Regions from separate parts of the Homo sapiens genome. Here region 2 is linked to region 1. Evidence: read pairs that join two places in POLR2A ChIA-PET (ENCODE). Cell type or tissue: PC-9. All regions are shown on one strand. Region 1 overlaps THRAP3 (thyroid hormone receptor associated protein 3). Region 2 overlaps TRAPPC3 (trafficking protein particle complex subunit 3).

Region 1 (8,000 bases):
CCTCCCTCCCTTCCTTCTTCCCTCCCTTCCTCCCTTTCTCCCTGTTTCTTTGGTTTCTTTCCCCCTTCCCCTTCCTTTCCCTTTCCTTTCACCTGATAATACCAGTTTATGAATTCCCCATAGTTTTTGATATTCCCTTTCTAGAGAAATTTGTCAGTATAACTCAGGGTTTTGAAGGCTGCTTAAGTCTTCCATTGTCTCTCTTTGGACTCAGTACTCAGAGATAATTCCAAGTGGAGGATAAGCCATGGGTGGATACTACAGTATAGGTAGGGGAAGGTGAGCTTTTCTACTCTTAGTGGTGGCTAATCCTGAGCCAGCCCAACCACCTACTTTTCCAGAGCTAATTTTAGCCTTCTCAACTTTTTTTTTTTTTTTTTTTTTTTTTTTTTTTTTTTTTGAGAGATAGTCTTGTTCTATTGGCCAGGATGGAGTGCAGTGGTGCGATCTCAGCTCACTGCAACCTCCACCTCCTGGGTTTAAGCGATTCTTCTGCTTTAGCCTCCCTAGTAGCTGGGATTACAGGCACACGCCACCTTGCTCGGCTGATTTTTGTATTTTTAGTAGAGAACAGGGTTTTGGTTGTTGCCCATGCTGGTCTTGAACTCCTGAGCTCAAGTGATCCGCCTGCCTCGGCCTCCCAAAGTTCTGGGATTACAGGCGTGAGCCACTGCACCTGGCCAGCCTTCTCAACTTCTAAACTAGCCAGAGTCATTACTGGGCCAGAAAGGAAACAAAGTGAGATCAATGCATAGCATTTTCAGAAGGCCAGCATCATTGTTTTGGAGGACTGGCGTGGGTTCTGTGAGGGATCCTTATGGAGTAACTTCTGTGGGACATCCTGCATCCCTTCCAAGCTTGGGTGAGATGCCTCACATTTCCCAGTGCTTCCTCTGCACCCCTCCATTGGAGTAAAAACCACAGTTTGTGGGATGGTTGAGTTGACAGCTCTGAATCCCAGAAACCTTAATTTTGGCTTATCTTTTGATAGGCTGAGGGAAAATACAAAGATGATCCTGTTGATCTCCGCCTTGATATTGAACGTCGTAAAAAACATAAGGAGAGAGATCTTAAACGAGGTAAATCGAGAGAATCAGTGGATTCCCGAGACTCCAGTCACTCAAGGGAAAGGTCAGCTGAAAAAACAGAGAAAACTCATAAAGGATCAAAGAAACAGAAGTACGTAAGCCCCTGTTACCCCTTCCAGACTCTTAAGTTTCTTGTCTGTCCCCTTTGGGCTATACACCAGAACTTTCAAATCAGAGGAGTTTAGGGTTAGTAATTATAGCAACCTGTTTCTTCTTTTAATCCATGTAAATGTCAGGTAGGGTCCCTAGTTTGAAAACAATTTCTACATCAAAATAGTGTGATCTTTGTCCAAAGAAGGCTTCATGAGAGAAGTTAATCTGTTAAATTGACCACAGGGATGGTGTGGAGAATCATTAGAATCATTTGGGAATTCCTTTTGCAGTTTTAGATGTACCTTTTTCATCACACATTTTCATGGGGAAGTTGTATTTTAGAAATGGCCCAAAGTCATTGTCAAGTAATAACACTGTTTAGTCAAAGAAACAGGGTGGAACTAGATAGTACATGATTGTTGATCTTAAGTGCCTTTTAAACTAGTTTTACAGACAGTTCCAAGAGAGGTGTTCCAGGTACTCCTTAAACAAAGGTGGCATTGTTGAACTTTGTGTGGCAACATTCATGCCTATGTCCTGATGTTTCTGTTTACGTTTTTGAATGTTCCATGACTTTTTAATCATGTGTCACGAAAAGTAGCACAGTTGAAGCCCCATACCTTCTGGTAAGAAGCAACACTTCTGCTGATTTTGAACTTTAGCTGGCAAGCATTTTTTTTTTTTTTTTTTTTTTGAGATGGAGTCTTGCTCTGTTGCCTAGGCTAGAGTGCAGTGGCGCAATCTCAGCTCACTGCAACCTCCGCCTCGCGGGTTCAAGCAATTCTCCTGCCTCAGCCTCCTGAGTAGCTGGGATTACAGGTGCCCACTACCACGCCCAGCTAATTTTTTGTATTTAGAGATGGAGTTTCACCATGTTGGCCAGTCTGGTCTTGAACTCCCGACCTCATGATTCACCCACCTCGGCCTCCCAAAGTGCTAGGATTACAGGCATGAGCCACCATGCCTGGCCGCGTTTTTATATCAGTTTTTCATAACCCCTTGAGATAAATTGAACAGTTGGTGTGATATCCATTTTGCCCATTTGAAAGATAAGCCAAGCTTAGAATAATGTGCCTTACGATCACAAGTATTGGCCGGGTGTAGTGGCTCATGCCTGTAATCCCAGCACTTTGGGAGGCCGAGGCAGGAAGATCACGTGGTCAGGAGTTCAAGACCAGCCTGGCCAATATCGTGAAACCCTGTCTCTACTGAAAAAAAAAAAAAATTAGCCGGGCATGGTGGCGTGCGCCTGTAATCCCAGCTACTCGGGAGGCTAAGGCAGGAGAATCGCTTGAACCTGGGAGGAGGAGGTTGCACTGAGCCGAGTTCTCAGCACTGCATTCCAGCCTAGGCGACAGAGTGAGACTTCATCTCAAAAAAAAAAAAAAAAAAAAATCACAAGTATCAGCTGACCTCAAACACGGATCTTTTGTTATACTTTGTCTCCCATTCCAATGTGTTACTTATGCATTAGGAGCCTTGGCAGCTTTTGGGGCCGCCCATAGATAAAGAACCTGCGAATCCTCAGCAGGGAATGGAAGTGGTAGTACAGTAGTGCCTGGGCCGCCACTTAGAAGTGGAACATGAACCCCTCAAGCATTTCAGAGTTGAGTCTGAATTACTAACTCTGATTTCCTCTCCCTGGAACACATGCCTACCTCTGACTTGCGATGTGACTTTGAACAAGTCCCCTGCAAACCCCGGTATTCTGTGATTTATTTATTTTTATTTTTTATTTTTTTGGACGATCTTGCTCTGTCACCCAGGCTGGAGTGCAGTGGCACGATCATAGCTCACGGCATCCTTGAACTCCTGGGTTCAAGTGATCCTCCTGCTTCAGCCTTCCAACTAGGCTGAGCTAGGAGTACAGGTATGCACCATGATGCCCGGCTAATTTTTAAAAATTTTTTGTAGAGACGAGGGCTTGCTATGTTTCCCATGCTGGTCTTGAACTCTTGGCCTCAAGTGATTCCCACCCACCTCCTTGGCCTCCCAAAGCATGGGATTACAGGCATGAGCTACCACACCTGGCCCGTTTTGAGACAGGGTCTTGCTGTGTCGCCCAGGCTGGAGCGCAGTGATGCAATCACTGGCCTACTGTGGCTTTGACCTCCTGGGCTCAAGTGATCTACCCATCTCAGCCTCACAGTCAGCTGGGACTACAGGTGTACACCATCATGCCTGGCTAATTTTGTATTTCTTGTAGAGTTGAGGTTTTGCCATGTTGCCCAGGATGGTCTAGAACTCCTGGGCTCAAGCAATCTGCCTGCCTTGGCCCTCTGAAGTGCTGGGATTACAGGCATGAGCCACTGTGCCCAGCCAGAACTTTTTTTATATAACTGAAGAATGACTTACCCAGGTGACACAGCTAATAAGAGACAATGCTGGCCGGATGCGGTGGCTCACGCCTGTAATCCCAGCACTTTGGGAGGCTGAGGTGGGTGGAGCATGAGGTCAGAAGATTGAGACCATCCTGGCCAACATGGTGAAACCCTGTCTCTACTAAAAATACAAAAATTAGCCGGGCATGGTGGTGGGTGCCTGTAATCCCCACTGCTCAGGAGGCTGAGGCGGGAGAATCGTTTAAACCCAGGAGGTGGAGGTTGCAGTGAGCCGAGATCGCACGACTGCACTCCAGCCTGGCGACAGAGTGAGACTCCATCTCAACAACAACAAAAAAAGACAATGCAAAGACTCAAATTTGAGGCCTTTTGAGAGTCTTTTTTTTTTGTTTTGTTTTGTTTTTGAGGTAGAGTCTCGCTCTGTCACCCAGGCTGGAGTGCAATGATATGATCTCGGCTCACTGCAACCTCTGCCTCCTGGGTTCAAGTGATTCTCCTGTCTCAGCCTCCTGAGTAGCTGGGTAGCTGGGATTACAGATGCTTTCCACCACACCCAGCTAATTTTTGTATTTTTAGTAGAGATGGGGTTTCGCCATGTTGGCCAGGCTGGTCTCGAACTCCTGACCTCAAGTGATCCAGCCGCCTTGGCCTCCCAAAGTGCTGGGATTACAGGAGAGAGCCACTACGCCCGGCCAGAGACTCTTATTTTTGAAAACCTCTTGAAATAGCACGGATGTTTAGTGGGGTCAGAGTTGAAGTTACATGAATCCTATCACAGTAACTTAGATTTCCCCTTTGTATGAATAAGTGTGTGTGGGTGAGGAGCAGGGAGCATGATGCCTTTCATAATGGAAGACTGAGGGAGGGAAGGACAATGATAGGTTACTGACATTTGGCTGGCTCTGCTACTCCTCCACTCCTGGGATCCTGGCCTTGCTGCCCCCTAGAGGTATTCAGTAACCTCCACTATCACATGGCAGGGCTGGTACTGACTTTAGTACATAGATAATGACTCATCGTATTAAGCTAATTTGCCCTAGTCTGTAATTTCCCCTAGATGAAGGAAAGGGAAGGGAAATAACTCTGGGAGAGTTGCGCCAGATCCTAGGCTTAGTCACACAACCTGTTTGAGCTCAGTGGGAGGTAATATGTGGAGTCGTGGTATAATTAGTCAGAGCTAGGTTAGAATCCAGACTCTGCTCGCTTCTCTCACCTGAGCCTCCTACCTGTAAAATGAGGGAAATAATACTGAGTTGTATTGTCCTTTACTGCATGCCAGCTATGTTGGTGTAAAGTGTTTAAACACAGTGTTTATTTAGAGAACCCTGTAAGACAGGTAGCATTCCTGTAAGAAATAAAAGTAATAGAACGCACTAACAGATGATAATATACAAAGCTATTTATCTGGCCCAGTACCAGATACTTTGGAGCTCTCAATATAGTGTTAATTTCCTTCTCCCTTATTAATTCATGCCTGTATCTTAGACTGAGCTCCTGGAGGCCATGGACTGTGTTTTGTTCCTGCTTCTATGTATGTCATATGTTTATCACAGACTCAGACATAGATGTGTCACTGAACATGACTGACAGAATTGAGAGGAAGTATCTTGGGTGGGTAGGTTGGGGGTGAGCTGGCTTTATAAGGTTACTCATCATCAGTTTCTTCCATCACAGGCATACTTTTGATTGCCCTGTGCTTATCCATGAGGCCCCAGCCAAGCAGTGTCCCTTAGAAAGATGATTGATCACCCTGGCTCTTCTCTTTTCACAGGAAGCATCGGAGAGCAAGAGACAGGTCCAGATCCTCCTCCTCTTCCTCCCAGTCATCTCACTCCTACAAAGCAGAAGAGTACACTGAAGAGACAGAGGAAAGAGAGGAGAGCACCACGGGCTTTGACAAATCAAGACTGGGGACCAAAGACTTTGTGGGTCCAAGTGAAAGAGGAGGTGGCAGAGCTCGAGGAACCTTTGTAAGACCTTCCCCTCTCCCCCTTTCTCTGAGACCCTTGCTCCTACCAGCTTTGATCACGTTTCATCAGAATACCAGTTTTGTTGCCTTTGACATAAGTAATCCAATCCAAAGACCCTGGAATCTTTGGTTCTCCTTCCCACATTTCCTGGCCTTTCCATTTTTTGTTACTTTTCTGTTCATAATCACTTAGCTAGAAAGCCTCTTATGGCTTCTGGTCTCAGAACTTCCCCCACTTAACCTTGACTACTGCTGTTTATAGGGAGGCCCTTGGGGCAGGTTTGTCCTCTGTGTAGGCTGCAGACTTGAGATGAGCAGAAAGGGAATGGCTGGAAACCAGCTGACCAGCATATGACTGGAAGACAGCTGTCTATTCCACACCAGAAAAATGTTTGAACAAAAAGCAGGGGGGTTTGTTCCCCATTCCTGGCATGATCCTTTGTTCTTTTTCCCTCATTTATTGCAATAGCAGTTTCGAGCCAGAGGAAGAGGCTGGGGCAGAGGCAACTACTCTGGGAACAATAACAACAACAGCAACAACGATTTTCAAAAAAGAAACCGGGAAGAGGAGTGGGACCCAGAGTACACACCCAAAAGCAAGAAGTATTACTTGGTATGTGTCTGGGGATAACCAGGAAGGGTTAGAGGGCCTTTGACACACAGAGTAGCTGATACCAAGCCTTAATTAGTTTGTCCAAAACTGCGATTAAATGTACGTGCAGGATTATTGCACTGGGGCATGTGTACTTGCATAGTGCTAACTAGATGGGTGTCCTCTAGAGAGGCAGTCCTGGTCTTCAAAGGGTTTATCACTGAAGATGTTTGTGGATTCCAAGATAAGCAAGAAGCATTGGTCTTGTCTTTTTAGTCTATGAACTTGTTTTACTGCTCACCCACCACCAACCTCAGCCTCCCTCATTTCTGTGGATACAGCCATAACCCTTCCCTGATGCCGCTGTCCCTCTCTGCCACTCCTTCATGCAAGAATGACAAGAAAGACCGCTCAGGATCTCTTTGAGGAAAGGGATGTCTCTCCAAAATGAAATGCCAGTGGGGCTTCTCTCATCTAGGCTGTTGATCATTCCTGTGCACTCTGGGCCTCCCTCAGATTAATACTTTTATAGGCTGAAGTACCTGGCCTTGAGTGAGCTCTCTTGGCCTTGATCTGTAACAGCAGACTAAGATCCAAGCTGGTGTGAGTGTTATAACTAAGGTAAAGGAGCAGCTGAATCTCCATCACTTGCCAAAATGGCTGGAATGGATCTGTATTGTCAGTTGGACAGCTAGGAAACAGGTTGTGTGTGGATGGCTATGCGTGGCCACCATCCCTTTTCTAGGGTTGCTGCTGCTGGAAGCTGCTTTGAGGCTACTAGAGGACCTTTGAACTTATCTCTAGGGAATTGTAGTTGGCTGGGCCCGGGTTAGGTGCTGGAGTGGGACTGCTGTAGGGAAAAGATTAAAGGCCCTCTCCCTTGCTCCTATCTGCCACCTGAGAGAGTATTGCCAGCCTGATTCGTTTAGTGTGAACAAGCAGCCATGGTCAGAAGAAGCTGACACCTGCTGAGCTGAGCTCCAACAGCCTAAGACCCTAGCTTTTGTGGGGGGGTGGTTTAGACTCTGAAGTCATGGGGCTGATAAGGTAATGACTGCTGGTTTTCAAAATGCTTTCTCCTTCATTGTTTGATTGGATCCCTCCTTCTGTCTCATGAGATTGTCAGAGCAAGGATTGTTTGAAATGTAGGTTAATCCTTTCCTTGAACTAAGTGAAAAAGAAAAAATGAAATGTAGGTTAAGTGTTTTTCCTACCCCGTCACACTGCCTCCTTGCATAAAACAGGGGAGATACAAAATGAGAGTGTGGAGGTGGAGGATCAGGAAAGCCCCAGCCCCAACATTGGATTCTGAGCATTTGGAGTGCAGTGGTATGATCTTGGCTCACTGCAGCCTCTGCCTCCTGGATTCAAGCAGTTCTCCTGCGTCAGCTTCCTGAGTAGCTGGGACTACAGGCGCACACCCCCATGCCTGGCTAATTTTTTTTTTTTTTTTTTTTTTTGTATTTTAGTAGAGACGGGGTTTTCACCGTATAGCCCAGGCTGGTCTCGAAATTCTGAGCTCAGACAATCTGCCTGCCTCGGCCTCCCAAAGTGCTAGGATTACAGGCATGAGCCACTGCACCCAGCCGCATTGCCTCCTTTCTTAGCTGCCTAACAACCCAGTTCACATGGAGTTGCACGTTTTGGTGTGATTGGCTTTCTCAAACCCACCCTTTGAGAGAGGATATACTAAATCATATGGAGTTGCTTAAAGTTCCTAAGCTTTAAGCACGTTTGCAGAGTGGGAGGTGATAATGATAGGGTAGATAGGAGAATTAAATGAGATAGTACATAAATGTCTTACTTCAGTGCTCAGTGACGTTTTTATTTTCTTTAAACTATTAAGGGTTCTTGCTCAGTGAATCATCATCATTGTCAATCATCGTTACAATGCCCAAGCTGTTACCTTAAAATTC
Region 2 (8,000 bases), 160 kb before region 1:
CTTCATCATTTTCATAGTCCTTACATAGCTGGGTGACCAGGGCACCATAGGTCAGGGTGAAGAGCTCAGAGCTCTAAAAGAGATTCAAAAGGCAGTCAGGACCAAGCAGCACAAAAGAGAAAGCGTGGTGAGAGTCTGGACCAGCCTTGATGCAACTGTCAGGATTCCCTCTAACTGTGTCTGGAGGGAAAGAACATCATCCCCTTTGGAGGAGCCAGGAAATTTGGCCTGCAAGGTCAAAGCAGCAGGGCTGCAGCCAGAACTACTGCAAAATGGGCTGTAAAAGGCACCTCATGCACTAAGCAATCACTCTTCCAACACACCAAGGTAGGCTTCTGCCAACCCAAGTCTCCACCACAGCTGTCAAGCCTAAGATCAGGTCACCAGAATCTGGTATGGGAGCAACGGTCATTCACTAGATGCTGTGAAACACCTGAAACAGACATTTACAAACTAATCTCTGTTGCTGGCAGGTGTGACCAATGGTTTCCACATGTCTTAGAATGTCCTGGCCTAGAGTAAACTGTACTCCCAAGGCCCCTCCCAGAAGCAACAGAGGACCCAGGGGCCCAGTCCATGGGGAAGGAAGGAAGTCCCAGACCAAGTTCATTGCACTGATGACAACCCCTTTCCAAAGTCACCAGCATGGGAGAAAATAATGTTCCTCTTAACTCACAGCCAAAATATTTCCAGGAAAAGAGGTGACTCTTCAGAATCAACTGGTTTCTATTACAATAGCAGTTAAAATCACAGAAACTCCTTCTCACATAAAGAATTCTGGGGCCAGGAGCAGTGACTCATGCCTGTAATCCCAGCACTTTGGGAGGGCAAGGCGGGTGGATCACCTGAGGTCAGGGGTTTGAGACCAACCTGGCCAACATGGCAAAACCCTGTCTCTACTAAAAATACAAAAAATTTGCTGGGCATGGTGGCGGGTGCCTGTAGTCCCAGCTACTCAGGAGGCTGAGGCAGGAGAATGGCATGAACCCGGGAGGCGGAGCTTGCAGTGAGCCGAGATCGTGCCACTGCACTCCAGCCTGGGCGACAGAGCAAGACTCTGTCAAAAAAAAAAGAAGAATTCTGTCACTTATCTACCAAGAAATTGATGTAAAAGGTGAAATGAGTGACAAATACCAAGACTGAAGAATGAAAGCAGCAGGCAGGGGGAAAGGCATTATCAGGGTTAAAGTGAGAAACATATTAACAGCACATCTGGACCAATGAATTAACTCAGAAATAAGGCTGAAAAATCAGGATAACCACCCACACTCTTCCTTCTGAATGGAGATTTGTCAGATTTGAAGCAAAGAACCTTCCTCTCTTCAAGTTTTCTGGGGAAGAAAGTCTAAGAAATGTAAAAGCCCAGGCTCTGAGGACCCAATGCTCCTCACGCCATCCCCATGGCCTGATGATGGGGGCACTACAAGAATAATAATTTGAATGCCTTTTGCTTAAATACTGCGTTCTACTTGTATCTCATTATCTATCCCATGATAACACAGTAATCCAGGAAAGGCAGGAATTAACCCCACTTTAGAGATGAGGAAACTGAGACCCAGAATGGTTAAAGAATGTGCCCAAGGAGGCTGGGCGCGGTGGCTCACGCCTGTAATCCCAGCACTTTGGAAGTCCGAGGCGGGCGGATCACAAGGTCAAGAGATTGAGACCATCCTGGCTAACACGGTGAAACCCCGTCTCTACTAAAAATACAAAAATTAGCTGGGTGTGGTGGCGCGTGCCTGTAATCCCAGCTACTCAGGAGGCTAAGGCAGGAGAATCGCTAGAACCCGGGAGGAGGAGGTTGCAGTGAGCCAAGATCACGCCACTGCACTCCAGCCTGGGCAACAGAGCAAGATTCCGTCTCCAAAAAAAAAAAAAAAAAAAAAAAAAGAACGTGCCCAAGGACAAACAGCTAATTATTGACAAAAGTAATTTGGGGAGAAAAAAAATCAAAGGTTTCCAAGCCAATGGTCAACCTATCCACTCTTCCCCACAACTGTAGTATTAATAAGCCCTCCTCAATAAAAACAAAAACAGAAGAAAAAAAATACCCAAAAAACTTAGCTGCACTAGAGTCAAAGAAAGTCAGTTTCAGGATCAGGAGGCCCTTTGAACTCAAATAAACAGTCAGATCAGTGTCTCCAAGAGACTATTTACCAAATATGGCAATTAAGGGGAAGCTGTTAAGGAGGGGAACGATTTTTTTAGTAAAGTCAAGGGCTTGGCACTAGAATGGTTTGAGCATGAATGGATGGAAACAATCCAGCAGTTACCAGTCCAGAGAATTGGCACCACTGCATTAAATCAGGAGAGCTTTCATTCCATTATTAATGAGCCCTTGGATGGAGACTCCAAGAGCCTCAGGCCACCATGATGCCAAGTAACAAGCAAATCATGATGTTATCAAGCACCTTATACATGCAGCTACCTCCTATTTACCAATAAGAACAATCAAGGTCCTGGACAGATCTGTTGGTGGTCATGGAATCCATATACCTGGGATCTCGGAATGGGATCCCTGAGTTAGGCTCTCCATACCCTCTCTTGATTTGCAAGTCTATCTTCATCTTCAATTACGAACCAAGCCTCTGTGGAACTGTGAGTGACATAAATGTATAACTTAAAGGCCTTTATGCTTTAAAAATAGAAGGGATGGCCAGGTGCAGTGGCTCATACTGGTAATCCCGGCACTTTGGGAGGCTGAGGCAGAAGGATCACTCGAGCCCAGGAATTTGAGACCAGCCTGGGCAAACACTGAGACCCCCAACTTTACAAAAAAATTTTAAAAATCAGCCAGGCATGGTGGTGGATGCCTATAGTCCCAGCTACTTGGGAGGCTGAGGCGGGAGGATGGCTTGAGCCTGGGATGTCAAGCCTGCAGTGAACTGTAATTGTACCACTGTACTCCCGCCTAGGTAGAAGAGTGAGACTCTGTCTCAAAAAATACAAATAAATATAAATATAAACAAATAAAATAGGAATGGGCTATAGTATAATGAAAACAAATCACTGATTCAACATTTACTGTGTGCCAGGCTATCTAACAGGAGGGGGAGAGACAATACAGCCAAATGAAATACATGATTTGCCAGATGGTGATAGGTGCTATGGAGAAAAATAAAGCACAAAAACAGATTGGGGGCATTTACGTGTGTGTGTTGGGGGGGTGGTTAATTTTAATCGAATAATCAGGGAAGGCCTCACTAAGGTGATATTTGGTAAGCCATGAAGATATCTGGATAGATAGCTGGTCTAGAAAAAATTCTAGGCACTAATTCTAAAGATCCTGAGGTACAAGTATGCCTGGTGTGTTTGAGAAACAGCGGGAGACTCTTGGCCTTAGAGAGGAGTAAGCAAGAGAGAACAGAAAAGGAAATCAGATAAGTGACGGGAGGTTGCAGAGTCTGAAGACCTGGGTTTTCAGCCCTTGTGACTTTTAAAACAAAAGTTCTCATGGGATCATAAAGGTCATAAAGGTCAACCAGCCCAATCTCTTCACTGAACATAAGCACCACATCTCCGCTACCACCAGAAACATGAATCGCTTCTGCAACACATCTATTTTTGTAACAGTTTCTCATAACAACCACGAGAGGTTAGCAGAACAAATATTATTCATCCCCATTTTACAGATGACAGGTTAAGTAACTGAGACTCAACAGCCTACTTATAGTTGAGCATTATCCTGTAAAAAGCTTTGTTATCCTAAGCCACTGCTTAATCTTCCTGAACATTAGTTTTTCCCATCTGTAAAATGGTGACAATGTTACCTGCCTTTCAGAGTTACTGTGTAATTCCAATGAAATTCCAATCAGATAATGTTTGTGGAGCACCTGCTGCACAGCAGGTACTCAAGAAATACATACTTATTTTTATTCTTAAACTGGTTCCATGTGGTGTGGTGCTAGATCACACCCTGAACTAGGTTCAAGGAGGGCAAGTACAGCACTTTGGGAGGCCGAGGCGGGCGGATCACCTGAGGTCAGGAGTTCAAGACGAGCCTGGCCAACATGGTGAAACCCCGTCTCTACTAAAAATACAAAAATTAGCTGGGCGTGGTACTAGGTGCCTGTAATCCCAGCTACTTGGGAGGCTGTGGCAGGAGAATTGCTTGAACCCAGGAGGCGGAGGTTGCGGTAAGCCAAGATCATGCCACCGCACTCCAGGCTGGGAGACAAGAGCGAAACCCTGTCTCCAAAAAAAAAAAAAAAAAAAAGGGAGGGCAAGTCATAAAGAAAGAAGATTTTGAATCAATATAAACAACTTTCTGGCTGGGCATGGTGGCTCATGCCTATAATCCCAGCACTTTGGGAGGCGGAGGCAGGGGTCGGAAGTGGTCACCTGAGCCCAGGAGTTTGAGACTAGCCTAGGAAACACATTGAGACCCCATCTTTATAAAAAATAGAACAAATTAGCTGGGCATGGTGGTACATGCCTGTAGTCCCAGCTACTCAGGAGGCTAAGGTGAGAGGATGGCTCGAGCCTGAGAAGTCAAGGCTGCAGTGAATTGTGATTACACCACTGCATTCCAGCCTGGACAACACAGCAAGATCCTGAAAGCCTGATTCTGAGTCTGGACTTGCTGCTTAACAGCTGTGAGTACTTAGGTAAATCAATTCACTGGGCTAAGCCTCAATCTTCTAACTCAAAAAAAGTAACAGTAAAACAGTAAAATCTGTCATGCCATTCACAGGGTTGTTGGTAGGATCTAGTAAGATAATGGACTTGAATGTGCTTTGCAGACAAGAAACCACAGGATTTATAGCAGCTATGCTAACATGATCTCCAAGTACTTCAGGCACAACCTGAACAAAGTAAATGAAACCAGCTCTACACTCAGGTGAGACACCACTTGACAGTTTTCAGGAGGCCTTTCTTCCCGTTAGTGCCCCAAACAAAATGTCAAATCTCCTTAAGGAGGCTGATCTTTTTTTTCTTTTTTTTTTGAGACGGAGTCTCGCTCTGTCGCCCAGGATGAAGTGCAGTAGCGCAATCTTGGCTCACTGCAAGCTCTGCCTCCCGGGTTCCTGCCATTCTCCTGCCTTGGCCTCCCGAGTAGCTGGGACTACAGGCGCCCGCCACCACACCCGGCTAATTTTTTGTATTTTTTTTCTTTTAGTAGAGACGGGGTTTCACCGTGTTAGCCAGGATGGTCTCCATCTCCCGACCCTGTGATCCACCCGCCTCCACCTCCCAAAGTGCAGGGATTACAGGTGTGAGCCACCATGCCTGGCCAGGAGGCTGATCTTTAGAGCCAATGCTCCAAGACTCATACTATTTTTGTCAAAATAGGTAATCCAGTGTGAATCCCCTCTAGCAGCTGGAGGAGGATCAATAGCAAGACTAAATCCAGCCAACTCTCTTACCCTCCAGCCTTTTGTCATGGAGACTCCAAGTGCTACTACGTAAGTAATGGCTCACCTGAGCTCAGGGGAATAGACACTGGGTTGGGTCACAGTAAGCCAACGCAAGAGAAGGGCAGGTCTCATTGTCCATGGGATTCCAGAGCCAACCCCCGTACAGGCACATGAAGGCTACTAGCTTTACTAATAACACATCTAGAGGACACTTACTGGGTGTCAACTGTGTTCTAAGTGCACCGTTACACTGCTAGCTTTACATGCATTCTCTCAATTAATCCTCAGAACAACCCTATAATATAGGTACTATTATTACTTCATTTTTTTATTTTTGTTTTGAGACAGAGTCTCGCACTGTCGCCCAGGCTGGAGTGCAGTAGCGCGATCTCGGCTCACTGCAAGCTCCGCCTCTCGGGTTCACGCTATTCTCCTGCCTCAGCCTCCCGAGTAGCTGGGACTACAGGCGGCCGCCACCACGCCCGGCTAACTTTTTTTTTTGTATTTTTAGTAGAGACAGGGTTTCACCGTGTTAGCCAGGATGGTCTCGATCTCCTGACCTCGTGATCCACCCGCCCTGGCCTCCCAAAGTGCTGGGATTACAGGCGTGAGCCACAGCACCCGGCCTTTTTATTTTATTTATTATTTTGAGATGGAGTGTTGCTATCGCCAGGCGGGAGTGCCGTGGTGCCATTTCAGCTCACTGCAACCTCCACCTCCCGGGTTCAAGCGATTCTCCTGCCTCAGCCTCCTGAGTAGCTGGGACTACAGGTGTGCACCACCACACCCAGCTAATTTTTGTATTTTTAGTAGAGATGGGGTTTCACCATGTTGGCCAGGATGGTCTCTCTTTTTTTTTTTTTTGAGATGGAGTCTCACTCTGTCACCCAGGCTGGAGTGCAGTGGTGCAATCTCAGCTCACTGCAAGCTCCGCCTCCCGGGTTCAGGCCATTCTCCTGCCTCAGCCTCCTGAGTAGCTGGGACTACAGACGCCCGCCACCGCGACCGGCTAATTTTTTGTATTTTTAGTAGAGACGGGGTTTCACCCTGGTCTCCATCTCCTGACCTCGTGATCTGCCCGCCTTGGCCTCCCAAAGTGCTGGGATTACAGGCATGAGCCACCGCACCCAGCCTACTTCATTAAAAAAAAAAAAAAAAAAAAAAAAGATGATTAAGCTGATGCTAGAACAATGAACAAACTTGCCCAAGGTAACACAGCAAGTAAGTGGTGAAACTAGAACTCAGGTGCAGGCGGTACTACACCTCTGTATGGCAAACATTTCTTTTTATTTTTCCACTGCTAGAAGATACACAGTATATATGGTATACATTTCTGTCTCCCTCACAGAGTATGTGCTTCTCAAAGTTAGGGACTAGGACTTCATCCTTGCATCTCCCACAGCATCTAGCACAGAGCTCTGCATATAGTTGGGGCTAAAGAAAAGTTTATTGGACAAAAGGGCTGTTTCTGTTTGCACAGACTAAAATCTAGTTACTTGGGCATACTAACAATTTAGATGGCTCTTGAGCCGTTTGCTTGAGCCTGCTCCTGCTATGTGGAGTGTACTTTCATTTCAATAAATCTGTGCTTTTGGTGCTTCAAGAAACAAAAAATGAAGGCTGGGTGCAGTGGCTCATACCTGTAATCCCAGCACTTTGAGAGGCTGAGGTGGGGAGATCACTTGAGGTCAGGAGTTTGAGACCAACCTGGGAATACAAAAATTAGCCAGCCGTAGTGGTTGGGTGCCTGTAATCCTAGCTACTCGGGAGGCTGAGGCAGGAGAATCTTTTGAACCTGGGAGGTGGAGGCTGCAGTGAGCTGAGATCGGGCCACTGCACTCCAGCCTAGGTGACAGAGCGAGACTCTGTCTCAAAACACAAAACAAAACAATTTAGGTCTTGGCAAGCTTAAATGGAACACAGATGCAATCCCAGTAATTTGTGAAGCAGAGTTGGAGGGACTGCTTGAGCCCAGGAGTTCGAGACCTCGAGACCAACCTGGGCAACACAGGGAGACCCCTAGCTCTACAAAAAAAAAAAAAAATTAGCCAGGCATGGTGGTGCACACCTATAGTACCAGCTACTTGGGAGGCTGAGGCGGGAGGACTGCTTGAACTCGGGAGGTCAGGCTGGATGAGCCTCAATCATGCCACTACACTCCAGCCTGGGTATATCATTTAAAATTAAATAGACAGTGCTATGAAGACAACCAGCATAGAGTTAGAGGTTAGAGAATTAGGCAGGTAATCAGGAGGGAAGGCCTCTCAAAGGAGGTGACATTTGAGTAACTATGAATGAAGGCAGGAGTGGGCTAAGTGACTATCTAGAAGAAGGGAGTTCCAAGAGCCTTGAGGGCAGGAGTATGCTGCTGCCCCTCCCTAATTACCTTACTTCACTGAAACGAAGAATACTGGGGGCTGGGGGTAGAGTCTGCAGATTTTTGTTAAAGATTTCAATATTGATTTCAGGCTTAAAAAATGGATAAAATGAGAGCAAAGTACAAAAACTAACCAGGAAGACCTCTACTCATCTCATAGGAAAAGGAGAAAGAAACATTTACCATGCCCCTCACATTTTACACCATCCCATTTAATATTAGGTAGACATTACTATCCCCATTTTATAGATAAAGAAATTGAAGAT

Evidence for each region. ChIA-PET counts read pairs that join two places held together with the same protein. Peaks named below come from ENCODE experiments on the same cell type or tissue, not always from the same donor. Only the 100,000 strongest peaks of a DNase experiment are listed, where the experiment ranks them.
Region 2: POLR2A ChIA-PET joins it to region 1 with 10 read pairs; 19 of 35 experiments call an interaction of 5 or more read pairs at or near these places.

What each region holds. Positions count from the first base shown.
Region 1 is chr1:36,295,592-36,303,591 of GRCh38, forward strand. THRAP3 (thyroid hormone receptor associated protein 3) reads left to right here. Exons shown (of 12, transcript NM_005119.4): 9 at 992-1,179; 10 at 5,295-5,493; 11 at 5,962-6,105. Among named protein-coding and RNA genes, the nearest start is that of SH3D21, 6.8 kb to the right of the region's middle. In PC-9, CTCF peaks have their summits at 4,449 (motif pointing left) and 4,651; DNase peaks (open chromatin) are centred at 1,690, 4,590 and 5,130; H3K27ac peaks cover 5,273 bases.
Region 2 is chr1:36,140,094-36,148,093 of GRCh38, forward strand. TRAPPC3 (trafficking protein particle complex subunit 3) reads right to left here. Exons shown (of 5, transcript NM_014408.5): 2 at 1-73. Among named protein-coding and RNA genes, the nearest start is that of TRAPPC3, 5.4 kb to the right of the region's middle. In PC-9, no CTCF peak of the experiment used is centred here; no DNase peak of the experiment used is centred here; H3K4me3 peaks cover 370 bases; H3K27ac peaks cover 615 bases.